2 separate regions of the Homo sapiens genome follow, and region 2 is linked to region 1. A link is a loop called in an ENCODE intact Hi-C map of the cell type or tissue named here. Cell type or tissue: MCF 10A. All regions are shown on one strand. Links, peaks and the distances in the headings refer to the core of each region. The heading gives the core; the rest is flanking DNA. Region 1 holds the start of LINC01897 (long intergenic non-protein coding RNA 1897). Region 2 overlaps NEDD4L (NEDD4 like E3 ubiquitin protein ligase).

The links. Peaks named below come from ENCODE experiments on the same cell type or tissue, not always from the same donor. Only the 100,000 strongest peaks of a DNase experiment are listed, where the experiment ranks them.
Region 2: a loop joins it to region 1, with 31 times the contacts of the local background. A loop is called at or near these places in 3 of 110 quality-filtered maps.

The regions. Positions count from the first base shown.
Region 1 is chr18:57,951,635-57,966,690 of GRCh38, reverse strand. It overlaps LINC01897 (long intergenic non-protein coding RNA 1897), which reads left to right and starts at 5,064. Exons shown (of 2, transcript XR_007066389.1): 1 at 5,064-5,189; 2 at 5,285-5,455. In MCF 10A, for the core only: a CTCF peak has its summit at 7,276 (motif pointing left); a DNase peak (open chromatin) is centred at 7,220.
Region 2 is chr18:58,172,780-58,187,835 of GRCh38, reverse strand. The region is part of intron 2 of NEDD4L (NEDD4 like E3 ubiquitin protein ligase); the gene reads right to left. Among named protein-coding and RNA genes, the nearest start is that of NEDD4L, 140 kb to the right of the region's middle. In MCF 10A, for the core only: a CTCF peak has its summit at 6,898 (motif pointing right); DNase peaks (open chromatin) are centred at 6,905 and 10,515.

The DNA.
Region 1 (15,056 bases), core at 3,375-11,374:
GTACATGAACATAACTTAAAGAATCAAGTAGGCTTATAACCAAAACACTCCTCTTCCTTATCTCCTTTTCTAATAGTTCTCAACCAGGGGTGATTTTGCCTTCCCCAATCCCCTGCCCGGACATTTGTAATGTCTGGAGACATTTTTGATTGTCACGACTGGGAGTAGGGGACATACTGCCATATAATTGACAGAGGCCAAAGATAGGACAGCCCCCCCACTACAAAGATTTATCCACTTTAAAATATTGATAGCAGCAAAGTTGAGAAATCTTGTTCTATTCCATTCTCCCAAAGGTAATAATCAATCACTCTTCTAGCTTTTTCTTTGGGTATTTAACCTCCATATTTCTAAATTATTTTTAAAACTACAACTTTCAATTTTTTCTCATTTTTTTTTTTGGTTTGTTTGATTTATTTATTTATTTAGAGATGGAGTCTCACTCTGTCGCTCAGGCTGGAGTGCAGTGGAGTGATCTTGGCTCACTGCAACCTCCACCTCCTGGGTTCAAGTAATTCTCTGCCTCAGCCTCCTGAGTACCTGGGATTACAGGCACCTGCCACCAAGCCCAGCTAATTTTAGTATTTTTAGTAGAGACAGGGTTTCACCATCTTGGCCAGGCTGGTCTTGAACTCCTCCTGACCTTGTGATCCACCTGCCTCGGCCTCCCAAAGTGCTGGGATTACAGGCATGAGCCACCACACCCAGCCTTGTTTTATTTTAAAAGTAGCTGTTTATCCTCAAATTTCTGCCAGGGATGAAATCTCCCAATATGTTGAAACACATCAAATAAATGATCATTTGCATTTGTTTTGTACACATCCTCCATCCTCTTGCCTGCGCTCTAGGTCTGCTGTAGAGATGTTGATCTGGGACAAACCTTCACCATAACCCCGGGAATTTGTTTCTCTTCTTCCCCATGTTGGATTACCCATTTGCTGAATCCCATGTCTGCACTTTGGTGATTTCTTCTTTCATTTTGCTGGGGCAGAAGCTTCAATGTTTTCACAAGAGACATATTTCCTGACTCCTGGATTATCTGAAATTTTTTTATTCTACAGTGTTAAATCAAGTTTAGACTAAAACTGCCTTCTTACGTATTTTAAATTCAGCCTAAAGGTTTCTCCATACGTGGTGATCTATAGCCTAACTGTAAGTATAAACAGACTGTAATCTACTCTTGTGCCAATCACTGAGTTTTGGCCAATCAACTGTGGCCAACTATTCAAACTGTGTTCAAGTAAGACAAACATAGAGCTGTAACCAGCTTGGCTGTTTCTGTACCTCACTTCCGTTTTCTGTAATTCACTTTCCTTTTTTCTGTCTATAAATCCTCTTCCACTACGTGGCTGTGCTGGAGTCTCTGAGCCCACCCTGGCTCCGGAGGCTGCCCAATTTGCGAATTGTTCTTTGCTCAATTAAACTCTTTTAAATTTTATTCTGCTGAAGTTTTTCTGTTAACAACACTCACTATCAATTAAGATAGATAATTTGGCTGCATATAAAATTCTGAATTGGGAATGATTTCCTTTAGAATTTCAGAGGCTTTGCTTCATTGTCTTCTGACTTCCAGTACTGCTGAGGAGAAGTCTGATGGCCTCATGTTTCCCAGTGCTTTATATATCACTTTGTTTCCTCTTTGGAAGATTTCTGGGGTCTTTACTTGATCACACAGGTACTGCAAGTTCACTATTCTAGCTCTTGAAGTGGATCTTTCTCATTTATTGTGCTGAGCACAGGGCAGCCCCATTCAATCTGGAAATTCATATTCTTCAGTCTAAAAATATTTTTCTTCTTCCATTTTTTAAATTAGTTGTCTCTGATAGCTTACTTTCCTTCTGGAACTTATATTTTTCAGATCAAATACTCTTGTTTTTGTATCATGAGCCCCTTCTCACAATAATATTCTTAGATGCACAAAATAAAATGCATAGGATTACAAAGACAAACACTTTCTTTTGAGGTACAGTTGACACAACATTAAGAAATAAATTTTTAAAAATAAAAATAAAAAAGAAATAAATTCATTATAGAGTTATATATGTTTTTAAATAATAAGACAATAGCAAATTTAATAAACTACCATTTTTAAATAAAGTTGAATGCAAACTAATTTTAAGATATCTGTAACAACCGCAATAGGATTGTAAAATACCTATGATTTCTATTGGTGACAAAGTTGCAGTAAAGTTGTGCTTTGTTGCTTACATATTTACTTACTGTTTTGTTTGTTTGTTTGTTTTTGTTTTTTAAGATGGAGTCTCATTCTGTCGCCTAGGCTGGAGTGCAATGGTGAGATCTCGGTTCACTGCAACCTCCCCTGCCCCGGGTTCAAGTGATTCTTCTGCCTCAGTCTCCCAAGTAGCTGGGATTACTGGCATATGCCACCAAACCTGGCTTATTTTTAGTAGAGATGGGGTTTCACCACGTTGGCCAGGCTGGTTTCAAACTTCTGACCTCAAGTGATCTACACACCTTGGCCTCCCAATGTGCTGGGATTACACGCATGACCCACCGCGCCCAGCTTACTTATTTTTATTTATTGTTTAGAGACAGGGTCTTGTTCTGTCTCCCAGGCTGAAGTGCAGTGGTGGCATTTTAGCTCACTGCAGCCTTGAACTCCTGGGCTCAAGTGACCCTTCCGCCTCAGGCTCCCAAGTACCTGGGACTACAAGGACAGCACCACGCCTGACTAATGTTTTTATGTTTTGTAGAGATGAGGTCTTGCTATGTTGCCCAGGGTGGTCTTGAACTCCTGGGCTCAAGGGATCCTTCCACCTCAGCCTCCCAAAGTGTTGGTATTATAAGCATGAGCTGCCACACATGGCTGCCTGGACATTTAAAAGAGGAAATGTTGTATATTTGTTAGAGGTTAGGGAAAATAAAGATGTATTATTTTACCATATGGGTTTATGAACGAACTCATTCCACAGACCTTTTAGGAGTCTGGGGACCCCAGGTTAAGAATGCCTAATTCAGATGTTAGATCTCTTAAATGGATCCTCTAATTTTGTTACATTTTTCCCTATTTTTGTCTTTGTCCTTTTTTTTCTGATTTCCAGGAAATGACTTTTATTTTATTCTCCAATACTTTGCTTGAAGTTTTTAAAATTATATTTTTAATTTCTAACAATTCTTTTTTTGTTGTTTTCAAAATGTTCCTTATGTTTAGCGTCCCTGACCTTGCTTCATATACACAACATCCTTTCTTATCTTCTGAAGATATGAATGAAAGTGAAAGGTTTGTTTTATTTGTTTGTTTGCATTTTCTTCTGCTCCTTACATCATCTCTTTCATTATAATTACTTCCCACTATTTGGTTATTAGGGATCATGAGTTTAAAATGATCAATTGTACAACTTTTACTGACTGTACCCATTATTTCTCCCACAATTTTTATAATGCTGGCAGGTTTTTTAAAAAGTCAGCTACAATTTACATAAAATAAAGCGCATAAATATTCAGCATATAGCTCAATGAATTGTAAAAATCAAGGTATAGGCTGGGCACGCCTGTAATCCCAGCAAGTTGGAAGGCCAAAGTGGGAGGATCACTTGAGTCCAAGAGTTTGAAGCCAGCCTGGGCAACATAGCAAGACCCTGTCTCTACAAAAAATTTAAAAATAATAATAATTAGCCAGATGATGTGGTGCATGCCTGTAGTCCCAACTACTTGGGAGGCTGAAGCCAGAGAGTCGCTTGAACTCAGGAGATCGAGGTTGCAGTAAGCTGTGATCGTGCCACTGCTCTCCATCCTAAATGAGACCCTGTCTCCCAAAAAGAAAAAAATAAAATAAAAATAAAAGGATATACAACATTTACATTATTCCACAGATTTCCTGTAATCCAGGATATACAACATTTACATTACTCCACAGACTTCCTGTAATCCATCCCAACAAATATTTCCCTTCTAAGTATAACCCCTGTGTTGACACCATGAATTCATTTTGTCTGTTCTTGAACTTTGTATAAATGAAATAATGGAGTATTGATGTGCACTTTTGGGTCTGGCTTTTTCATTCAGCATTTCTGCAAAATTTGTTCATATTAATTCACCTATCAGTCTTTTTGTGTACTTTTTGCTAAGTAATATTTTATTGTATGAATATATCACAAGTTATTTTTCCATTCACCTATTAATATTACACCTGTCTTGTTTCTGGGTTTTAGCCACTATGAATAAAACTGCTGTGAACCTTCTCATACATATTTGTAATTGTTTCTAGAGTTTTAATTCCACCTTTTTAAAACCTGAAAGATAATTTTTAAAACAATGATTTTCTGAACTATTTTATTGATGTCTGTCTACACAATTGTGTGTTGTGTCCCACACTGTTGTTTTGGGTTCACATTATTCTCTGCTGACGTGTCTCCTTTAATAGGGAATATTGGTGGCTGGTGCATTCCTGCTGTCTTAGTTTTGTCTTCCTTCTTGAATAATAACTTGAAAAATCATTTATATTACCCTCAACACTGTGAAGATACCACCTCATGGTCTTCTAGCTTCTGTTATTGCTGATGAGAAATATATGGGGCTGTTTAATTCCTATTCCCTTTTAGCTAATCTGACTGCTATTTCTCTCTGGTAGCTTCTAAGATTTTCTCTCTGGAATTTTTATTCAGCTGTTTCATTATGTTATTTCTAGGTGTGGTTTTATTTTTATTTAACCTTCTGGCATGGGGAGAATACTTTTGATCTAAGGACATATTTGTGGTGATGGAACATTCTCAGCCATCTTCTCCTCAAATATTTCTTGTTATTTCTTTTCACAATTCTCTTCATTATTCCCTTTATTGCCTGATAAAATTTCTATTAGGTATGTAAGTTCTTCATTTATTACTCTGTAGATCTTAAATATATATATATATTAAATAGTTTAATATTTTATTACTGCAATCATGTAGAATGAATTTATCTTTTGACTGTTGATTTTGTTGGATGCCTTTCTTAATTGTTTTTGTATGTTTTAGAATTTTGGCTTATTTCTCCCTCTCTCTCTCTCTCTCTCTCTCTCTCTCCCTCTCCCTCTCCCTCTCTCATTTCCCCTCACTCCCCTTTCACAGTTGACTTCACCACAGGCCCAGGTCTTGTATTGAGGACAAGGAAATACTGCCCCATAATGCTGTTGAGAATATTTAAGAGCAGTCAGGAAACCCTTTGTAGCTTGGCTTTATTGCAGCAAGTGTGTATGTGCTATTTATACTGGCCTATTTTTATATTTTTGTTTTGTTTTTATATTTTCATGTGTTTTTATATGTTTTTATGTTTTGTTATATTGCAGCAAAGAGGAGGACCTGAACTTCCAAGGCCAACTTGACTGGAAACCCTCTAGTCTTTAATCCATAGAAACCTGACTTCTGTGCCCCCCATGCCTAGAAAACTACTTTTAAAAAGAACATTAGTGGTCACCACGTTGGTAAAGTATTAATAAATAAACATGTTTTAGTTCTAATCATACTTGGCTTTTGGCATGCTTCCTGACTACACTGCATCCCCCCAAATGCTCTGTTATCTTGGCTCCCACAATAGCACACACTTTTTATTTTTAAAAGGTTGTAAAATACACAAAACATAAAACTTATTATCATAACCATCTTTAAGTGCACAGACCAGTGGCATTCCGTACATCCCCACTGCTGTGTGGCCATAACCCATCACCACCATGTGTCTCCAGAACTCTTTTTATCTTGCAAAATTGAAACTCAATACCTGTTAAACCACAATTCCCCATTCCCTGCTGCCCCCTGCCTCTGGCAGCCACCATTCTACTTTCTGTTTCTTTTTTCCAAGACTGGGTCTCCCTCTGTTGCTCATGCTGAAGTGCAGTGGTGTGATCACAGCTCACTGCAACCTCGAACAATCCTCCTGCCTCAAGCAATCCTTCTGCCTCAGCTTCCTGAGTAGCTGAGACTACAGGCATGCACTACTACACCTGGCTAAGGTTTTTAGTTTTTTTTTTTTGGCAGAGATGGGGGTCTCACTATGTTGCCTAGGCTGGTCTTGAACTCTTGGCCTCAAGTGATTCTCAACCTTGATCTCCCAAAGTGCTGGGATTACAGGCATGAGCCACCGCAACTGGTGTCTACTTTCTGTGAGTTTGACTATTCTAGATGTCTCCTATGAGTGGACTTATACAGTATTTGTCCTTTTGTGACTGGCTTTTCACTTAGTGTAATGTCCTCAAGGCTCACCTGTGTGATAACACATCTTTCTACTGACTTCTTTCCAGTCCCCCTGCTGACTTCTTTCTAGTCCCCTCTTTGTTCATCCATGTCTTCATATTGGTCTTCCTCAGCGTTCCCTCCCGGACCCTGTTCTGTCTTCATCATCCCTACCCCTGGGTAATCTTCACTCTCATGGTGTCAGTTACCATCTCCATGGAGGGAATGGGCCTGTGTTTCTAGCCCAGACCTCTCCCCTAGCTCCAAGCTTTGCATCTCCAATTGTCTGTAGGACACTTTTTCTTGAATGGTTTGTAGGCACCTCCAGATCAGCATGTCCCAAGTTCAATTCCTCATATCTTTTTTCCCCCATAAATAAACTACTCCTTCTCTAGGTTTCCTATCTCATTAATTGACACCACCATCTACTCCAACCCAATCTACAAATAAAGATGTCATCTGTGACTCCTTTCTGCCTCCCTTCCCATCCCCTCCAGAGTAAGCCAGTCAATTCCCATTTCATAAACATCCCTGCATCTAACCCATTCTCTCCAAATCTATTGCATATAACCTACAACAGACTACCACTTTTCTAGCCTGAAAAACAGCCTTCCACCTGGCTTCTGTGCCTCCAAATCTTACGCCTCCCTAATTTATTCTCCAAACTGATACTTCTCAAATGCAAATCTGTAATTCTTTTCTGCTTAAAACCTTCAGTGGCTTCTCATTGCCTTTGACAAAATAGCCAAACTTCTCGGCCTGGCTCCTCTCGGCCAACCACGAACCCATCTGCAATTCGTGTTCCAAAAATGAAACACCCTAAAACAATGAAGTCCACTATTTCTTTCCGGGGTCAAGAGAAGAGCTTAGAAGACAAATTCTAGGAGATGATGCCCTCATTCCTTTAGGAAGGCAAACAATTGGATGATAACTAATTAGCATACATGTACTGGTAAAGTCAGCACGTGACCTGGTGAGCTGGCACCAAGATGAGCTGGTGAGCTGGCACCACGGGGCCTGTGGTGCCTTACACATGAACACGCAGCCTGACAGGAGCTGCAGTCTTAGGTATGATGTGAGAAGGATTGCCCCCTTCTGGCTGTGATTCTGAATGTCCCTGAGTTTTTCTGTTCCCTAGCATGATTAACTCACTGGGACATCTTTATTAGAGCTGGATCCATGGTTACAGTTTATAAAGCAATGAGAACAAATTTGAAATATTAATAATGTCCATTCCAGGAAAAAAAAATTAACCACTTTAAGAATCGGAGGGGGAGGGAAGTAATTTTCTACCTCATTGCATGGGTTTGGAGTATAGCTGAGAGCTATTTGGTATGAATACAAGGGGAAGGTTTGTGGAAGATATTTCAGAATGATTCGATGATGAGGCAGCCTGGCTGAGGCTCTGGAGAGCTGGTTTAAAGATGAAAACAAAATGAAAAAAGAAAAATTATTTTTACATAATCTTTTTTTAAAATGGGGATTTTAAAACAGCAAAGTTTTGGGGTGTTTTTTGTTTGTTTGTTTTGTTTTGCCTGGTTTTAGGTTACCTATTCCTTTTAGAAGCTGTAGAAAGATTTTTACCCTGGAGAGGCTCAAATGCAAAGCTAGATCAAATTTTCTATAATTTCGAGGTATCTGTGGCGTCTTTGGAGCTGTTTTATAAATTCACAGGACTCATGAGCTTCAGGTTAAGAACCTCTGTCTGGGAGTTCAGTGAGAAATAAAAGGATGGAGTCTATTTGGGGAGGATCATAAACACTTTTTTTTTTCTTTCAAAGACAGGGTCTTTCTCTGTTGCCCAGGCTGGAGTGCAGTGGCATGATCATAGTTCACTGTAGCCTCACCTCCTGAGCTCAAGTGAGTCTCCTGCCTCAGCCTCCCAAGTAGTTAGATTACATGCATACACCACCATGCCTAGCTAATTATTTTTAATTTTTTTTGTAGATATAGGGTCTCACTATATTGCCCAGGCTGGTCTCAAACTCCTGGGCTCAAGTGGTCCTCCTGCCTTGGCCTCCCAAGCTGCTGGGATTATAGGCATGAGCCACCGTGCCTGGCCCATAAACACTTTTTAAGAGTAAAGCTAAGCCAAACAACCGAGAAAGGACACAAACATGAATTTTTAATGTAGGGATTGCAGCCAAGAGGACAATAGCAGCTGTCCCAGAGTGTCATGAAGATGTTTGCAGAGTATCTCCCAAATGGGAGGCTGATTATATTTAAATTACAAAGGTTTTGCTCTTTTTGGTTAAAAAAACTTCATGCCTTGAATTTGGTTACCAGCTCAGAAAGGTAGGATGAGCTGGGGTGGGAAATGAAACATTGAGAAGTTTGGCCGAGCACGGTGGCTCACACCTGTAATCCCAACGCTTTGGGAGGCCAATGTGGGCAGATCGCCTGACCTCAGGAGTTCAAGATCAGCCTGGCCAACATGGAAAAGCCCCGTCTCTACTAAAAACACAAAAATTAGCCAGGTGTGGTGGCACATGCCTGTAGTCCCAGCTACTCAGAAGGCTGAGGCAGGAGAATCACTTTAATCCAGGAGGCAGAGGTTGCAGTGAGCTGAGATAACGCCACTGCATCCCAGCCTAGGCGACAGAGCAAGACTGTATCTCAAAAAAAAGAAAGAAAGAGAGAAAGAAAGAAAGAGAGCAAGATTGAGAAGTTAAATTCAACTATTCTTACAGGAAAAGTCCAACACTTCCATTTACTTATGGTTGTTGTAATGAAGTGTTGTAATGAAGACAGGACCACATTTGACAATAGATCCTAATATAATTAGGACTTCAATTAAGTAATGAAATGATTACCATTGCCTGGGGCACTTATGCTGGACAGAAAGATGATGCTGCATTGAAACATAATATGGGACAAAAAGAATTCTGGAAAATGTGACCTTCGGGTTTGACATATTTTGACATGCTTACCTTACAAAATTATTTTTCATGAATATTGATAAAATATTCACACCTCCTTTGTGGAAAAAGTCACTGCGATGAGCTTTCATGTGTGCAGTGTTCTTTAGCTAGGGGCATCAGCACACTTTTAGAGTCTAAGGGTTTTTCTTATCTTTCTTGCACCACGATTTCTGCATTTGTAAAAGAGGAACTCATAGAAGCTCAGGTTTGTAGGCAGCCTTGAAAAGTCACCTAATCAGTCTTTAGGCAAGTTCCCCGCAGAAGCAACTCTGACATCCTTGGATGATGCACCCAATCTCAATCAATCCACTGAGATTCTAGAACTGGAGATGTCCACTCTTAATATTGACTCAGGGTCTTCAAAAGATGTGCCAGTGCCCATAAGCTCTGTCCATGGGCGTCATTCTGATCTAACTGCTGCCTCACCTACTGCTTGTCTTCTCTTTGTGACTCCAGACTGAACTGTGATACTGGCCCTTGCACTTGACCTCCCCGAATACCAGCCCCTCTCCTTGTGTTATCTGGTGTCCTAATCAGGCCTTGACTATGAAACTCTTCTTGCCCACCAGTATCCCTTCAGCCCTTGCCATCTCAGTGCCCACCAGCCTGGCTTCCAGTTGCCAGCCCCTGCCTCTTTGCCTGGGATGTCCTCTGGCTGTCAGAGCCTGCTGTGCTCCAGCCTACATGGCACAAGTGCCAAGGAATCAATCACCCCAAGGAATCAATTAATCCCAGAGCACTGACGGGAGTGGTTGATAATTACCCCAGCCTCCTTACCTTTCCCAGGGAACCACTGTTAGGCACATGCTCTGTACTGTTTCCCAGAGTTCTCCAGCAGTATTAAGCTCCACTGGTATATACACTGGTGTCTTTTTAAATAAACTCACCCCTTGTTGCCTGCCCTCTCTTCCCTGTCTTACTTCCACATCACCCAATCTGTGTTTCCTTGGCTCGCCTCCAAGGATCCAAGTTTATTGCAATATTGTTTGCATAACAATAAATGCAATAAACTATCGAAATAAACTTGCATTCAAACTCTTATCTCAGAATTTTTCTCTGGGAACAAAAACTAAGACAGGAATCTCAGACTTACCATATTCAAAACAATCCTGAGCCCTTCTTTGCCCCTCTATCTTCCTTCCGTTCCACACATACCCACACCCTAACTCTTTCTTTCCCAGTTTTCCCCATCTTAGCTAATGCTCCAGCCAGCTCCCCAGTTGGGCAGGCTACAAACCTAGGAGTCATCTTTAGTTCTCTTTCCCTCTCATATCCTACATTCGACCTATCAGCAAGTCCTATTGGCTCTATCCCCTAAGATAAATCCTGAATTCAGCCACTCCTCATCAGCTTCACCGCCATAACCCTCATCCAAGTTACTGTAGCCTCATACCCTGACTGCTACAACTGTGCCCTGCTGTCTCCCCGCTGTACACTCACCCCTATGGCCCACATACAGCAGCCAGGGCAATCTTTGAAAGTATAAATAAATCCTGTTACTCTTCTGCTTAAAACCCTCAAAAAACTCCCCACTGCTACTAGAATAAATACTGAACTCATGGACAATCAGCTCCTGCCTTCTCTTCGCTCCCTGTCTTTTGTGACATTCCTAGTGATGGATTTGTATTTTTTCTTCCCATTGCTTGCACATGCCAAGCTAACTCTTGTTGTACTGTTGGGGTTTAGAAAATGATACCCCAGGCCAGGTGCAGTGGCTCATGCCTGTAATCCCAGCACTTTGGGAGGCTGAGATGGGAGGATTGCTTGAGCCTGGGAATTTGAAGCTGCAGTGAGTTGTTATGGGGCCACTGCACTCCAGCCTGGGCAACAGAGCAAGACCCTCTTCCTAAATGAAAAAAAAAAAGAAAAAAATAGATACCCCAAAATGTGTCAAATATGCCACTTTGGACTTCAAATTGAGTGCATCTGGGAAGCAGCAAATATGGTGGGGAGAGGAGGGTCTCCCTAAAGTTCCCCTATCTACCTAAATGCCAGATCCTCCAGAAGATATCCAATTATTGGGAATTCCTTCCCCAGATATCTCATCAACCGGATATCTTTGCAGGAAGAAGGACTAGAGTAGACTCCATAGCCAGAGCCCACGCTATTGCCTATTATTCAAGCCCATTCATCTCCCCTAAAAATCATTTGCTCTTCCTCTAAAATTGCCTATATCCTCCCTTCCCTCTCCCCTATGAAGAAGATATTTAAACTTCAACCATCTGGCCATTCTTTGAGTTTCACACGTTGTGTGGCTTATGTGCACTTGCATGTTAATAAATTTGTATGCCTTTTCTCCTGTTCGTCTGTCTAAAATCAAGTCTATTTCAGAGAGCAAACCTTCAGAGGGTGGATAGAAAGTTCCTTTTGTCCCAACATAGGGCTTTTGTATTTGCTGTTTCCTCTACCTGGAATACTTTTCCTTTCTATGTTTGTGTTTCGTTGCTATGGTTGCTATATCACAGTGCTGAGATTCCTCTGCAGAAATGAAGAACTTGTTCCCCTAGGTGCTCAAAGTGTTGCCGGCAGATAGCCCTCAGCTGTGAGCCGCCTTCTGGCATTGCCTCTGCCAAAGAGAGATGCCCCTCCCAAGGTCATGCTTCCTTTTTGGAGGAGCCACCATCCAATGACTGATTATCTCATGAGCAGGTGCCTGTCCCCTTGCCCCAACTCAGGGCAACTCTAAAAAGCTATCTCAGCTCCAGAGCCCCCTGCGGGGTCGGCTGAGGCCTTCATAGCTCAGCTTCTCCCTCTGCCCAATGCCACTTCCTTCCTCTCCATTCCATGGGCGCTGATCCCACAAGCACTCCCTGAGAACCTCCTGTGTGCTAATCTTCATTCCAGAGTCTGTTTCCTAAGGATCCCAATTGGTGATATTAATCACTGAAGGTTCAGTCCAATGTTAACCCTTCAAAAAGGGCTGACCACCCAATATAACATTGTATCCCATGGCTGAATGAAGACAAACACTCATGAAAACGTTACAGGACAGGATGAGACTGAAGTCACCATCTGAGAAGGGGTGCAGAGCACTAAGTGCAGTAGGAGACCACGAAAGGGAGACATCAGGGAGGTCAAAGGGCTCAGGGAATCTTCCTGGAAGGGCTTGGGCTTCCCATGGTCCTGGTGAATTCTGAGTTGAATGTTAAGGTTCTGGGCACTCTTCCCTCCTCTGGCTAGATGTCTAAAAACTAGAGGAGCATGATTTCAATCCTGCCCTTCAAGGGGAGCACGGATAGACACGTGAACAGCACTGGCCTTGGACTGATCCACTAATCAGTGACCACTGTCTCTTGATGGAAAGTGATATGTGACTTCACATCTTTTACTTGCTTGTTGGGGGAATCAATAAAAAGAAATATATGAAAGACTTTTTTTGTGTTTTGGAATCAAAGTGCTACAATAATGCAAGCTGAATGGGTGAAAAAACCAGGTGCTTGTGCCCTGGGGTATTGGCAGGAAGGCAGTGTAAGAAATGTTGTGCAGAGAAGGGCTCTCTGAGCATCCCGCGGGTGGAGCCATGAGGACTTTGTACAACACGTGCTGTAGAAGGGTTACTCTCAAACTCGATTCCTCTTCAGATGCAGCACACTTCCTGGCCACTTTTCTATGCTATTAATTTGTGTGTACCATCCTGAGAAATGCAAGCTCATTCAGCAACAGCCTGAGCAAAATATTTTTTAAAAGGGCACACCAGCCGGGTGCAGTGGCTCATGCCTGTAATCCCAGCACTTCGGGAGGCCAAGGCAGGCAGATCATGAAGTCAGGAGATAGAGACTATCCTGGCTAACACGGTGAAACCCTGTCTCTACTAGAAATACAAAAAGTTAGCCAGGCCTGGTGGCACACGCCTGTAATCCCAGCTACTCAGGAGGCTGAGGCAGGAGAATCGCCTGAACCTGGGAGGCGGAGGTTGCAGTGAGCCAAGATCACGCCACTGCACTCCAGCCTGGACAACACAAAGGATAAATGCTTGAGGGGATGTATGCCCCATCTTCCATGATGAGGTTATTATGCATTGCATGCCTGTATCAAAACATCTATGCACCCCATAAATATATACACCTACCATGTACCTGCAAAAATTAAAAATAAAAATTTTTTTTTTAAAAGAGCATACCAGCAGGGCACGGTGGCTCATGCCTGTAATCCCAACATTTTGGGAGGCTGAAGCAGGTGGATCACTTGAGGTCAGGAGTTTGAGACCAGCCTGGCCAACATGGTGAAATCCCATCTGCACTAAAAATACAAAAAATTAGCCAGGCATGGTGGCACTTGCCTGTAATCCCAGCTACTCGGGAGGCTGAGGCAGGAGAACCCAGGAGGCAGAGGTTGCAGTGAGCCAAGATTGTGCCATTGCACTCCAGCCTGGGCAACAGAGTGAAACTTTGTCTCAAAAAAAAGAAGGCACGTGAACTGTGGGAGGCTATCACATCATGCAATCCTAGCCTAAAGATAAATGATGAGTGAATTTCTATTATCAGCCACTGATTTGTATAATAATCGACTAATGAAAAGTGTTTGTTGGATACCTAAGTGTCCAAAATAGGTGAGTTATGGTATTGTTCTTCTCTATTACCACTAACAATTGAATAAATATTGATGACTCACGGATTATCTGATTATTTTACATGTGCATTTACTGAGTAATGGTGTCTCCTGTTGTAGAGGGTTCATTTCCATAGTCTGGCATAGAATATACTGAGAATGCACAGGAACCCACTCTAGATTTTAACCTGTGACCCATAGGCCCCACACAATCTCGTGGCCCTGACACCATAAGACCTTTAGATACAAGAACTGGGCTCAAAAGAGTCTTACGTTGAAAATGAAAATGCACTGTTGCATAAAGAAATGCTCACTGGGCATCTTAGAGCATTCCCATAGGCATTCAGTGGGGCTAGGTTGCACAACATGCTTAGCTAAGCCTGGAAATTTGCTTTTACCAGACAAAATAAGCGCCTTTCCAACTGCCCTCGCAGCTTCGGCAGGAGGGCAGCCTCCTTACCACGCTGCCGCAGCCCACAAAGCACTCAGCTCCAAAGTGTTTCCAAGTTGTTGCTGGCAGAGCTGCCTACCTGGACCCAAAAGCCAAGGAATGCATTTTCTCCCACATGTCCTAAAGCAAATGAATTACTAATAACAGGGCTGGGTTTCAGGTCTCGAAGTGCTTTCTCCAGCATTCTGAGCCCTACCGCAGTGTAAGAATGTTGCAAGGAACTAAGAACTTTATTTTTCCAAATAAGATTTCCTTTCCACAAATTAAACGACTCAGTAGCAGTTGTTTTGACAGAGCTTTAGTCCAGAATGCTGCTGAGGTATTTATACCATGCTCTGCTTAACAAGAGGGCAAGAGGCACCCTGAAGTCTCTCTTCTCAGACGTCACTGACCTAGCCCAGAACTTAAACCTGGAACAGGTAGATGTCCAGGGAACACAGCGTGGAGAGGAGGAAGAGGAGGTTGTTTTTACAGCCTTATAATGACAGGGCACTCTCTGCTCAGGCTCAAGTCCAAATGACATAACCTTTTCATTCAACATAGATAATGAAATGAAACAGATACTTCCAAATGATGTGTGAAAATAAATATTATCTTGGGCAGATCTGGTTTTATACATGGAAGAGGGAACGCAAATTCATAGTGGACCCTTTACGTTCTGGGATTTGAAAAATTCAAATATATCAATACTCAGATATATGTTAATATATCATCTCCCCTGGCTGCAAAGTCTCTGCTCCAACTCTCAGAACTCCCAGCTGTGAAAGCTTTGGACCATGTCTGGCCACTTTGGTAGCTTCTGTTTGGTGTTTCTGCCTCCTAGGGGGGTGATGGGGAAAGGGTGTCATCTGAAGGCACTCTTAGAGTTTGCAGAAACACCTAAGGAACTGTTGTGTGGAAGAGGTACCAGGTCTTATTTGAATTGTTTAGAAGACAGAGCCTCTTTTCTTGCTTAGTAATATACCTGATGGA
Region 2 (15,056 bases), core at 3,673-11,672, 220 kb before region 1:
AATGCACATGGGGGTGGGGGGCGGTGGTGAGGATTTTCTGATGTTTAATGTGATTTCCATATTTGCTTTCAGAATACAAGTTCCGTCTGCTTCTTTTTTTATGAGAAAAGGAAATCGTGCATTTAATCGTCTTTGAATATTACTAATTTTATATTTCAAGTATCTGGTAATTTGATTTTCATAATTAATCTTAACACGTATTCAGAACACAAAAAAACTCAATACCATGTGAAGAGAAGGGAAACAAAAAAAGTCCTATTTTCATCTACTACAGAAAATATTAAGTCAAAGGTTTATATGTAGTGAAGCATACTGGATTTAAATCCTAATCATGTATTTTTTAGATTTAAATTTTTTCTTTATTGCTCTTCTGATTTATAAGAACCTAAGAAAAGGGTTTCCCTTCTTACTCCTTCTTCCCCGGTCCCTGCCCTCTGCTGATTTTCCTTCCAAAGGCTGCCCTTCTTACCCATCCCCTGCCCTCCAGTACCCCACCTGCCTGGTTCAGTGATTCAGTGAGCAATAAGTGCAGAAAGCCAATGCCCAGAAGATTAACACAAACTTGTCAGGTTGTCACAAAGTTTTTCTGGGTTCTCCAGGCCCCTCTAGAGCCAGCTCATTTGAAGCAGACAACTGCTGGCCAACAAAGACTGGAAGCCACGGAGACAAAGGAAACCCATTTTTCTGAAGACCCTCCGTGGGGTCTTGAAAAGCCTGTGCACTAGGCTTCATGCTCGGCCCTTCCTACTGAGTGGCCTTCTCCACTGCCTGCTGCTTAAAGGCTTTCCAAGCACCTATTAATTTCAAAGATCACTTTCCTGCGTGAAGACATGCCTGAGAGCATGAACAAGAGTTCTCAGACTGAAAGCAGAAAACCAAGATTCTTAATTAAATGATCAAGTGAGAACCCGATCATTTACTGGTGGTGTAGACCAGTGGCTCCCAGCTCTGGCTTTCATTCCAATCACCTGAGGAGCTGGAAATGCCAGGGCTGCAGACCAGCTGAATCAGAAGGCCTGGAGGCAGGGCCTCAGCATACCAGGTGACTGGCGTGCAGTGAGCATGAGAAGAGAGTCTATGCAAGCATACCGGAATGCAGCTCCAACTCCGGCACTTAAGTCTGCTGTGACTTCAGCAAGATGCCTAACCTTTCTCATCCTCCATTTTTCTCATCTGGAAAATGCCAATAATAATCCTTACCTCCTAAGAGTGATTGATGACTATGATTTAATTATGCCATATAAAGCTACAGTGTCTCAAAATACAGTAGGTCTCAGCCTCTGCTGCCTCATGTATAAAATGCCAATCAGAATAGAGAGAATGATCTGCTGGGAGTGTGAAAAGGAAATGAAGACAGAAGGGAGTGTGACTCACACATTATAAAAAAAATATGAATTCACGATGGGCTAGAGGCCAATTTACAGAACATCCCATTCTCCTGCTCACATCAGGGGTAACTCAACACAGCCCAATAAAATACAGGCCGTAAGCTCTGCAGGAGCCACCATCTCTCTCTGCAAATGCCAGCCTAGGGCTGACATCCAATGGAGAAAATCAGGCTGAGAATAAAACCTGCAGAGGGCAGAGGGAGTGGGGGAGAGAAGGAGAAGGGATGCTGATATCTCAACACAGGTTCAAACTGTTGTTTAATGGACGCTTTTCTGTTGTTTCTAATCTGCGACTCCGTCAACTAGGGAATGTATGTTCTTGTGCATCCTTCTCTGTTCCCGTGTGCATACGTATCCTTCTCTGTGTGCGTGTGCATATGTATCCTTCTCTGTGCGCGTGTGCATACGTATCCTTCTCTGTATGCGTGTGCATATGTATCTGTTGCATCCTTCTCTGTACGTGTGCATATGTATCTGCTGCATGAACTGGCAGAACTGGGAGTGCTGGGTCTAAGAGTACAGGCATTCATCATTTTATTTTACTTTTTAATTTTAATTTTAATTTTTTTTTTTTGAGACAGAGTTTTGCTCTTTTTGCCCAGCCTGGAGTGCAATGGCGCGATCTTGGCTCACTGCAACCTCTGCCTCCTGGGTTCAAGCGGTTCTCCTGCCTCAGCCTCCCGAGTAGCTGGGATTACAGGCATGCACCACCACACCCGGCTAATTTTGTATTTTTAGTAGAGATGGGGTTTCACTATGTTGGCCAGGCTGGTCTCGAACTCCTGACCTCAGGTGATCCACCCGCCTAGGCCTCCCAAAGTGTTGGGATTACAGGCGTGAGCCACAGCACCCAACCAGGCATTTGTCATTTTTATACATATTTCCAAATAGCTAGAGGTTGTACCCACTTAATTGCCCTCCAATGATAGTTTAAGGGTAGCTGTGATAGAAACTGGTAGTATGTTCCTGCTTGTCTGTTTTTACACTTTATATAATATACATATATTTTAGGACATATTCATCAGTGTGGTCATTCATAGCTTCTCCAGTTTGGGGTTGATGAAATGAAACTGCTTTAAGCCTCTTTTTTAAAGACGTGTGGACACCGGGAGTTTTAAAGTGTTTCATACGGAACAGGTACCATTCCCTTTGAAATCTGTTTCTACTAATGGTGCTAATTCCAAGCTCCCTACCAAAAGCTTACAGGGAAGTGAGCTACAGTCTGGGGTAATCCAGCTCCCACGGTCCGATCACAATTAAGACCTCCCTGTCATTCCTGTGGCACTAAATGCTAACCAGGAACCTGTGCCCACTGTTCAGCTGCACATTTGCACCATACTGCTGCTACAAGTACAGTGCCTTGAGAGCAAGGACCATGACTAACGCCGTGCACGCCTGGTGCTGATGAAACTGTAAACAAATGGCCTAATTCACCCTCCCTCGCAGGGTTAGGTCCTGTTTGGGAAAAAGGGTGAGCAGCACTTAGGAGAACACTTTCTTTTCTTTTCTTTTTTTTTTTTGAGATGGAGTCTCGCTCTGTCGCCCAGGCTGGAGTGCAGTGGTGCCATCTCGGCTCCCTGCAAGCTCCACCTCCTGCGTTCACGCCATTCTCCTGCTTCAGCCTCCCAAGTAGCTGGGACTACAGGCGCCCGCCGCCATGCCCAGCTAATTTTTTGTATTTTTAGTAGAGACGGGGTTTCACCGTGTTAGCCAGGATGGTCTCGATCTCCTGACCACGTGATCCGCCTACCTCAGCCTCCCAAAGTGCTGGGATTACAAGCGTGAGCCACCACGCCCAGACAGGAGAACACTTTCTTAAACCCAAAAACCAAGACTTCATGAACAAACATTTCTGGACTACACTGTGTTAATCCTTTACAGAAACTTTATGAACTGATCGGTTTCTCTGGAAAACTTCTCCAAGCCACCACTCCAGGGATGGCTTAGGAGGTAGGATAATAATCCCTACCTCCTAAGATGACGGATGCTAGTGCCCGGCATGATTGACTCCAGGTGCCCAGCAAGGCCTCTCGGTAATCTCAGCAGCACCTCCAGTGAGGCTCATCAAAACCATCTCTGCTCCATTTCAAAACCACACCAAGCAGGCTGCTGGTGGAAACCAAGAGCAGGAGAGGAGGGTAGAGAATCCCATGACTTCAGAACGTTTCTCCTACAAGACGTGACCCCACAACATGGCAATTCCTAAAAGAATGGTGACACTAAAGCCAGACACCCCTACCAGGACACCCTCATTCCCTCCTACCAACAGATTACATCCTTAAGGCCACAAAACACAAGCCCACTTCCTTTAAGTAATGGGGCGCGATCTCGGGTCACTGCAACCTCCACCTCCCAGGTTCTCGCCATTCTCCTGCCTCAGCCTCCTGAGTAGCTGGGACTACAGGCACCCGCCACCACGCCTGGCTAATTTTCTCTATTTTTAGTAGAGACGGGGTTTCACCATGTTAGCCAGGATGGCCTTGATCTCCTGACCTCATGATCCGCCCGCCTTGGCCTCCCAAAGTGCTGGGATTACAGGCGTGAGCCACCATGCCTGGCCTTAGAAGTCTTAACAGCGGAAGTTAAAATAAACAAAATAGGCTGTAAATAGGAAAGAGGGTAGAAGTTAAACAAAAATAATTCAAAATTAATCATGTTTCCACCTGCAATGTTCAGGATAACAAAAAGTCTTTTTTGCAAACTTACGGTGAACCAAGTAAAAACTTGGGTAACTGAAATCCGATGAAGCGATCTGAAATGACACCCACAAGTGCACGAAAAAGCTATTTACAGGCCCATGCGTGCAGCATGGAGCTTCGAAGTGAATACTCAATCAACTCGGTAAGATGCAACATGAAAAGCTATCTCCAAGGAGGGGGGTGCTGCAGGTGAGCAGCTGGCTCAGAGCCCAGGTGAAGAGTGTTTGTTCTACCTAGCCAGAGGGCAGGTTGAAAGAGGACATGGCCTATTAATGTGCAGCTCAAGAAACACTTTAAGAACCGGCACAAATGCCACTCTCTGGGCAAATGTTTGTAGCAAGGACAGCTGGCAGGGTACAGGTAACCGTCTACTCCTGTGTTGTGCCAAACCCGTATTAACTTCAACAGGGACAGCACCAAGTTGAAGAAGCCAAAGAAGAGACCCAGAGCTAACAAACAAGGCACAGGGTTTATTTGGAGGAACTTATTTATAGGGTGGCCCAGTGGCTCTGGGCTGGACAGCAGAACTTCAACTGCTTGTAAAAAGCATGCAGCTTATACAGCACCTTCACTTAGCACCCTCCTCCCAGCAACCTCCATGTGGCAACCCTCATTTCTTCAGTGACTGCTGTCCGGTGTGTCTGCCATAAGGGCCATTCTCAGGGTGTGCTGAAGTTACTGCTGTCAGACACTTCTCCCATACAACCTGAAGCATTATTCTTATGGGAAGATGTGGTCCCAGTGACAACCCAGGTTACCAGGAAGAAGCCTCCTCAGGCCAGGTCTCCTATGACAGGGGACCCAGCAGTGAGGGAGGAGAGGGAGTATCTTTCAAGGTACCTTCCTCTGCAGTTGGCCAAACACTTAAAATAAAGGAATGCAGAATTTAAGCTCTGAGCAGTCAGGACCTCCCTGCATAGTGCATAGAACACTACAGGGGCAGAAATATCTGAGAAACCAAGGCACAGGCCAGGCGCAGTGGCTCACGCCTGTAATCCCAGCACTTTGGGAGGCCAAGGTGGGTAGATCACTTGAGGACAGGAGTTTGAGACCACTCTGGGCAACATGGTGAAACTCCATCTCTACTAAAAATACAAAAATTAGCTGGGTGTGGTGGCAGGTGCCTGTAGTCCCAGCTACCTGGGAGGCTGAGGTTGCAGTGAACTGAGGTTGCGCCTCTGCACTCCAGCCTGGGAGACAGAGGAAGATTCCATCTCAAAAAAAAAAAAAAAAAAAAAAGGTATCAATGCTCAGGTCACCACAGAGAGCTGCAGGAACTGTCCTAACAGCCCAGAGAATAAATCTTAATGTCTGCAACTGCAAAGAAAATAAACTTTATTTTAACATCATCTCAACTGACACTTTTTTCTCCCTAAATGCCTCCCTCATTTTCTGTCCCACTGAAGACATGCATGGTTTTTGTTGGTATTTGTAACATTAAGAGATGTTAAAGGAAAGGAAGGACTTTATTACAAAATGAGCAGATGCATTCACCCCCCGCCCCGCATTTTCCTCTGTGGGTGTTTTCAGCACCCCCTACTCTGTTTTCAGTTCTTTGCTATGCATATCCACTTAGGCAATCTGCCCAGGTTTCTTGCACCAAGACTTAATGGACTCTTTCCCCTGCCCCTGGTAGAATTTTTATCAAAAACAAAACTCAAGCATCCAGAGAGAAAATCACCCAACCTTGCATTTTAAAAAATTTAAATTAAAAATTGTTGCTGCCATGGTTGAGGGTCACAATCATCAGTCTGAAAAACAATGTCATCTACAAAGTTAGCTATAGGGAAGGGATAACAATACAAAAAAAAAATGTGTTAAAGACCTCTCTAGCCTCTTCTGAGTCTCTTTCACATCACAGATTGTTCCATTAACTTTTTGAAATACTAAAAACTCCTACAATCTCAGAACCCTATGAAAGGGGAAATTTCTTTTTATTCCAAAGCCAAATACAAATACTTTTGAGATGAACCTTAGCTGTTACCATAAACAGCATGGATATAGGCAACTATTTATATAACAATATTTTTCTATATGAGGAATTCCTTTCTTAGGCCACGACAGGAGGATCGCTTGAGGCCTTCAGGAGTTCAAGACCAGCCTGGGCAATATAGCGAGATCCCTGTATCTACAGAAAAATTGAAAAAAAAAATTAGCTGGGCATGGTTGCATGCACCATGGTCTAGCTATTTGGGAGTCTAACGTGGGAAGGTTGCCTGAGCCCAAGAGTTCAAGGCTGTAGTGAGCTACAGCCGCACCACTGCACTCCAGTCTTGGTGACACAGAGAGGCTCTGCTAATTAATTAATCCGTAGATAGACAAATTCCTTTCTTAAAGAAACCTGGAAGAGTGTTGAAGCTCTGATTCATAAACATTTAAAACTAAAAATGAATCCTAAACATTTTATCTCTGGGACCATATGAAATGAATACAGTACTCTTCATTTGAAGAATTTAATTTTTTCCCACTATTGGTTAATTATTCCTTTTTAGTGACTGGCATTTTATTTGGATAATTCTACAAGTTTAAGAAATTCTCTAACAGAAAAGAAAGAAATAAAGGGGAAATAAAGTTTAAGACTATGTATTATCTACTTTAAAACTAGCTATGTAAAAAGTAGAAATTACTTAAATAAAATCATTCTCTCCTCTGCATAAGTGTCACTATTCGAGAATGGCTTAAATACCTGCTGAAACACACAAAATGTGAATTAACGATGTCCTCTGAAAAAGAACTCCAATCGACTATTCGATTTGTGTTATCATTTTATTTGGCTAGAACAAAAATGCACCTGACAATATGGCCACCAGAGGGTGCTGTAACCCCCCCAATACACCTCGATAGACCAGAGAAGGAATAGACAGTTAAGAGGTCTTCAGGTGACAGAGGCTGTACACCTGCCTTCTAATGAACTTACATGGGCAGAGCCCCTCTGCAGGAGGCTTTCCTTAAACATAAAGGCATCAGTGCTAACTTTAATGTAGGGAGGACAGAAAAGCAATGTGATGGGCACTCACAGAGGACTTTTATATTATTAAAATTCAGAACCTGCATGTTTTAAAGAATGTCCTAAACCTACAGAATAAAATAAATGAGAAAATTAATGAAATGCAAGGGTAATGAAAATATGGACCTGAATAAGTCACCTGGAGAACAAGCACGAAAGGAGGAGAGATTCAGCCAAGGGGTGGGGAGGCAGAGCCAAGGAGGGGCAGAAGAACGGGCGCTGGAGTCGGCCAAGCACAGAAAGGGGGTAGGGAGCTGTCCTCAGCTCAACGCCCCTGGGCCGATGTGGGACTAGAGCAGGATGTGCAGGACTCGGTGCTGGCCCTTGCGGCGCTGAAGGCCTATCAGGGAGAATCTTAGCGCCATGTGCTAAGTGCCACCACAGAGACCTGCACAGGGCCAGGCACAGAGCCAAGGACTGTGCACCCGGGTCACACAGACAGATCAGCAGCACTGGCCTGAGAAAGGAGAGAGCAAGGCACTTGTGCAAAGAGGGAGAAGGGGGTGGTTCTGGGCACCGGCAAGGCACAGAGGAGGAAGAGCGCACCGCGGCTCGGAGAGGGATGCGTTGCAGGGCGTCACAAAGACCTCTGTGCCCCCGTTCACCCAGGGCAATGCACAGTCACCGAAGTGTTTGCCCAGGCAGGAACATGGTCTGTCTGTGTCTTAGAGATAGAATTCTATACCTAGGTGGAGGAATAGAGAGAATAGGGCAGATATGGACGCTGCTTGAGGAGTCCTCTACACCAACGGTCCCCAACTTTTTTGGCACCAGGGACTGGTTTTGTGGAAGACAATTTTTCTCCAGGCTGGTTTGGGGGTTGGAGGAGTGGGGTGGATGGTTTGGAGATGATTCAAGGGCATTACATTTATGGTGCACTTTATTTCTATTATTATTACATTGTAATAGATGATGAAATAATTATACAACTCTTCATAATATAGAATCAGTAGGAGCCCCGAGCTTGTTTTCCTGCAACTAGATGGTCCCATCTAGGGGTGATGGGGGACAGTGACGGATCATCAGGCGTTAGATTCTCATAAGGAGTGTGCAACCTAGATCCCTCACATGCAAAGTTCCACAATAGGGTTCATGGTCCTATGAGAATCTAATGCTGGTGGCTGATCCGAGAGGCAGCGGAGCTCAGGCAGCAATGCGAATGATGGGGAGCAGCTGTAAATAGAGGAAGTTTTGCCCGCCTACCCATGGCTCACCTCCTGCTGTGCGGCCCACTTCCTAACACGCCACAGGAGTTGGAGACCCCTGCTCTACACAAACACTGAAAGCCAGACACAGCAGCCGGAAGGATGAGAGAGTAAAGGACGACTCTTTGGTCCCTAGCTTGGATGACTGTACAGATGGCGAGGCCATCACGGAGACAGATGATTCCAGAGAAAGAACAGTTTCTGATATTTTGACATTCCAGGCCAAGAAACTATGTAAGGACAAACAAAAGATCCTGAATTATACGGCCCCACTAGTGGGTGAAGTCTCACTTCAAGAACATGATGGCTTGACTACATATGCAATAATAAGAGAAGATGAAATCACACTCCAGAGAGCCAGTACACCACCGTGGAAGAAAGATATTTGAAAATTTCTCTTTTGTTTTCCAGATTTGCTAAATAATGTTTAAAATCACCTAACCAAGTTAAAATCCCTGTTCTCAATGAACTCGCACGTGATTCAAGTCAGTGTCAGAGAGAGTGTTTTAATATACAACCAATACTATCATTTTCCTACTAGGAAAAAAAACAAAACTGCGATAAAGCTGTAAGACTAGCCTAGTTTGATTTTTCTACCAGCCACTCCCAAACTTGAAACGCAGTATTTCTTCCACATGTTTCTCTACTTTCCTACCATGAACGCCTAGTTTTAAGCATCTAAAAGTCACAGAAGCTTAAAACAATGATCAATCAGTTCTTCAATAGGAGACACACAATAACATGCCTATAACAATGACGGATAAAAATGCGAACAACCCTTGAAGTGTATTTACTACACATTCCTATGCCAGAAGGAACGTTAGCACACATTCATTAAGAATCCAGGCATATTTTCTATCCCTTGTGTTGATATTATACAGTAGGAATGCCAATCCTTTTAATAATTTACGGAGGAGTTACACATTGCAGATTCCTTATTAAACATTACTTACACTAAGGTCATAAGTCCAACGAATATTCCGTAGCGAAAGTGGGCAATATTTTAATTGCAATACACTCATCTAAATTATGTCTGCATCTGTTTGTATGCATTTAATTCATCATTATTTTTCATGCATTTATTAACACAAAGCAGTGAGAGCGTTTTCTCTAAGGCAAAAACATTTCACAATTGCATTCATTTTTAGACCTTAAAATTTACAGTGGATATCCAAAAGCTTCATACGCTGTATTTTAAGCATGTTACCCTTGAATGGAAAAGAAAATAAATAAAAAGCTACTGCACTATCTAGGAACCCCATTCCCTGGCCCAGAAAGTCAATGCTAGCAGAATTAGTCTGTCATTGACCGACCAGCAGCAATATGAAAGAGTTTAATCTGGAAACCATGACAAAATAACACTGACACTCCCAGTTCTAAATATATATGTTGTAGAAAATCAATGGCTTATAACATCAGAGGTTGGCAGACTGCAGCCCGTGGACCATCAGCTCACACACATGCCCCTTTGTTTATGTATTGCCCAAGGCTGCTTTAGTGCTATGTCAGAGACCATCAGTCCTGCAAAGCCTCAACTACTTAGTATCTGGCTTTTTACAGGAAAATAAATAAAAAAGCTTGTTAGGCCCTGATTTAGATAACTACCTATAGCATGTAGGAAAGGTTTTATTTACCATTTAAGAATTTGCCAGTTCACTTAACTTATAAATAACCTTTAAAATCTTAGCTTCCAGGCTTCTCCCCCAAATAGAATTATTCAATAATTTTATAAAGTCGATGACAATGTTTCTTAGCAAATGAAGTAATACAACATTGGCAATACATATCTGAGAAAGACAACATTCTGGAGTTCCAAAGATGTTTCCCAAATGGATTCAAGATTGTGCGTTTTTAAAAGCATGACTTTTGGGTAGAAGGGACATTGTTACCTTCAATAACACAGATGCATAGGAGGCCCCAAGATCACCAGCCTCACGGCCTCCCCAAAGCTGCACCCACTGAGGATGGGGTGGAGAGCCAGTCCTGTCTACAATGGGGAGAACCATTAAAAAGGTTCAGAGAAACGAGTCCCTTCCTCCTGGGGTGGGGACGCCGGCAGCCACGCTCCAGCATCCTAATGCACACCTCTCCCTACACAGCACCTTCTGGCTGTGTTCCTGAAGGCTTGGTTGGTAGTTCAATTTTTGTTAAATAAATATTTTCCTCATTGTCTTACACATTCAGAACTGCTTTCATTTCTGACTCATCTCAAGTTGGCAACCTTCCCTTCCTCATACTTGAGCTTCTTACACTCTTTCTACCCTTCCTCCCCGCAAGAAAAGGAAAACAGAGGAAGACAGTGAGACAAACAGAATGCACTAAGACAAAGACTCCAGATTCAGGGCACGGGCGTGGGGGCACAGGCAAAGACAGCGGAAGATAAAGGAGAGGAAGGAATGAGGAGGGGCCGGCGGCTCAGGGAGAGGTGCAGGAAGGGGCCAGGGGCTCAGGACACAATGTCAGGCAGGGGATCCAAACTTCACCAGCCCTAGGACTGGCCTCATACTTTTGGCCCTATTGGTGCCTTTGTATCTATGTCAAAATGCGACCCCAGCACTCCTCAGCAGCTTTTTAATTTAATTTTCTAGGCTGCACTCTGACCAGATTAACAAAATTTGTCAAACATCTATGTGTCAGACACCTTCCGCTTCCTAAAAAACACATCAGATTCTCTGCCCTACAGACTCAGTGACCCCAGCATCATTCTAGACTGAAGAAAACGAGGGCAAGAAGTCTTGTAGTTTTCCTTCCACTCTGTCAAAACATTTGGTAAAGCAGAGGTGTCTTTGGTAACAGCAAATATCCATGCATCAGGAGTCAGGGCAACGTGAACAAGGTTCCACAGTAGGGACTCTCACTAATCTCACAACATCAGGGAATGGTACAGAAAAGTGACCTGTCTGGCTGGACACAGTGGTTTGCACCTGTAATTCCAGCACTTTGAGAGGCCAAGGCGGGAGGGTCACTTGAGGTCAGGAGTTTGAGACCCACCTGGGCAACACAGCAAGACAACACCTCTATAAAAATTTTTAAAAATTAGCTGGGCATGGTAGTGTGCCTGTACTCCCAGCTACTGGGGAGGCTGAGGCAGGAGGACTGCTTGAGCTCAGGAGTTTGAGGTTACAGTGAGCTATGATTGCACCCCTGCACTCTAACCTGTGCAACAGAGCAAGACTCCTGTCTCTTTTTAAAAAGGGTGAGGAAGAAAGAGATGAGGGGGGAAATGAAGCAAGGAAGGAAGGAGGAGGAGGAGAGAGAGAGGACGACAGAGTGAATGAGGGAGGCAGGAGAGAGGGACAGGGACAGAGAGGAAGAGGGAGGGAGACAGGGGGAGAGTGAGAGAGAGAAAGAAAGCAGTCTAGTTTGCTCTTTTATTTACCAAAACTGGAGTGGGAGAGAGAAAAAAGCTTATGTGGAAATGTTTGTAAACTGATCATATATTCCCTGCATGCTCACTTAGTGTATACTGAACATGGCACAGTCTTTGCTCAGTGATTCCGGATCATTAGGAAGATCCATTATTGTGGCGATGGCTATATTGCACAGCAAGCCTCCCGCAGGATGGAGATTTGCCAGCTCTGTGCATTTACCCATCTGCCATTTCCAATGCTTCCCTCTGGGAAACCTGGTCGGCTGGGTGGTGTGGAGGCTAGGATTGACATATTTTTAAAGGACGTTGCATGCATTCATATACTTAAAGACTAGGAGGTAAACACAAAAATGTAAATAGTTGTGTGGTTGTTAGGGAGTAAAGAGGTTTTTATCTATATTTGCGGGAGGGAGTTACTATCCTTTAATGTCATTTCGGTTTGGGGGGTGGGAAGGAATACAGCTAGAACAAACAGCCTAAGAGTTAGATCCTCTGGGGCTCTCACAGGAGTAATTGCACAAGCTATTTGGTGCAGGGATTTTAAGACAAACACTTTTTGGCCCAAGGGCCATTAGTGTTGATGTTGTGATTCTCAGCAATGCCCTAGACAGCGGAGGCTGCTCAGCAAGGCCTCCAGAGAGAAATGTAGCTCTGCAAAGAGCCTGCAGATCACAGACAGACTCTGCACAGAGTAAGGTGCTGCTCCTCAATGGGGGAGGAAGAGGAGAAGTCAGTTCTAAATGCTAACAAAGAAACAGTGCAGAGGACAAGTCCAAATGCCGGCCTGTACCTCGAGGGACCTCATGGCCACGTGTCAGCAAGGGAAACCAGCCCCCATGAAAACAACAGGAGGTGTACGGTCCCTAGTGGCCAGAAAGGCGCAGTCCCACCTAATGGGTGTGCCCAGCACACACCTCTAGCCATGCAGCCTTGCACAGATGCAGGCCCAGTGTGGCTAGATTGCCAAGACCTTCCAGAAACCTGGAAATCTCGATTTGTATTATAATATGGGATCTCCCAAACGTTGGCTCAGGATTTGCATTTTTTTGTTTCAGTGCTCCACAGGCCAAATAAACTCATGTGTGGATTCAGTCTGGTCCACAGGGACCAACTGTCTGCAAACTTTGGTCTGACCTCTGATCCAGAAGGGCTTACAGCTGAGCAAAGGTACTTCAATGTATGTTCAGCCTCTTTCAGAAGCTTCTCCATTAGTAAAATAAGGAGATTTACTTTGTACAATGTTTTCAAAGAAGGGCAAAGAAAGAAAAAAACAAAATTTCCAATCCTTTGGAAGTAAAGTAAATCAATATTTAAAATTTGCAGGTATACAGTACCAAAACAGCCCCTCCCCTCGTTACTTGCTGGTCACCTGGGGAAAAAAAATGTTAATTTTTGATAGTGGAGGGATGAGACTGCCCCCACATTTACCCAGGGATCAATTTCAATCACTGATTATGACAGAACCAGTCATTGTGTCCCTCCAGTCGCACGTAGCCTCACCCATTCCTGCCTCAAATTTGATCAAGCCTTTAGTCCAACTTCTAATACACAGTACGTACAAGAAACATGGGGAAAAGAACATGTTCATTCATTGATGATGCCACCAGGACACGATGGAATGTGGTAAGCGAAACAACCTTCCTACAAGTCATTGAAGGGGAGGGACTATTGATAGTGATAGGAAGCAGCCAAACGCCTGGGCAGATAGGGGCGGGTCCCCGGTGAAACCCCACCTTCGAGCCAAAAACAGCCTGAAGGCTGAAAGACTGGACTGCTGGTCCCGGATGAAACCCACGAACCAGAGCGAGAACTTCTGTTCCTGTCTGCCCACCCTTTCCTGATTGATTCTTTCTGAACAATGCCTTTTAATGAATCAAATGTTGCCTTTTCCAATACTACCTGCAGCCTGCCCCTCCCCTATTCTGAGCCCATAAAAAGCCCTGGGCCCAGCCACACGGGAAGGAGAGAAGCACCTGACTGCAGCCCCTCTCCACCGAGAGCTATTCCATTGCTCAGTAAAATTCTACTCTGCCCTCCTCACCCTCAATGTCCAGCATATCCTCATTCTTCTTGGGTGCCATGCAAGAACTCGGGAACCACTGAACACAGGTACAAGCTATAACACAGGTGAGCTAGGGCACCCCAGCATGGTAGAGTGAGACCCAGGTGGGGTGTTGCTGGCTGGGGGTCCCCAGTTTGCAAAGAGACCAAGAGTAAAAAGCTTTTATCACTATTCTAGGTTAAGAGAGTCTTAATAGACCCACCGATTAAATGCAATACAGAATTCTCAATTGAATCCTGGTTTAAACAGTCCAGCTGTAAAAGGCATTTTAAGGTCAGCTGGGGAAGTTCAGATAATGGATCAGGTAATAGAGTCCATTAGGCAATTAGTCTTAATTTTGTGAGAACAGTACTACAGTTATATAGAAATATGTTCTTGTTTTTTAGAGGTTTGGGCTGAAGTATTTAGGAACTAAACGTCATGATGTCTGTAATTCACTTCTGAATACTTCAGGGAAAAAAAGAGATGGAGCAAATACAGCAAAATGCTAACAACTTAAACCTAGGTAAAGGGGACTGAGGTGAGCTGTGTCAAAGAGCTATCCTCACACAGAGTTAGGACCCCATCACTCTCAATCACTAGGCAGCAGAAGGACTTTCTGCCATGTCCCTCCAATACCCTTGAGCCCATGTGTGTTTTAAATTGCAAGTCACCAGCTCTCAAAAGAAAAACTGATAGCAACCCAAGCAGGTTTGATGCCAATGGCTCATCACACACAATAAAGGAGCAACTGTGAATGAATGTCTTGCAACCTTCTTTATGAAAGCATGAGATTCTACAGTTGGTTTGTCTCAGCCAACATTGCTAAGTTTTAAGAAAGCAGCTTTATAGTCTCAAATGCATCCTAGGTAAGCTCAAATGAAGCCACTGATCATAATTAAAGAGAAAAAGGGAGGGGAGTTAGGTTTAAAAAGTTGCATTGAAATGACCCTGTTTAATGACTGCTTTAAGCCTATGACAAAAGGTTAAATGTCTCCAGCTTACTGAAAAAAGAAGAGTTTGAAATTTGAACAGCTATCCTAAGTTTAAAGGAAAAACTTTAAGATCTTACTTAGCAAAATATACCTATTCTAAATCTAGTAATAGTTGATGATACTCCAATTCAAAAGGCTTACTCAGCTACCATCAAATACAATGGCCAGCTCTTTAAATCTGCTAACACAAAAAGGTACCCCTCAAAAAAAGAAATCTCAGGGTTTTCGAGGAACCCTAATTCTCAAACTTTTATCCTCAAGAAGAGATCTATCACTGAGCATAGCATCAGAAGTCACATAAATCTGAACTTAATAGGTCCCACCACTCCCTATACCCTTGTTTGATCTCGG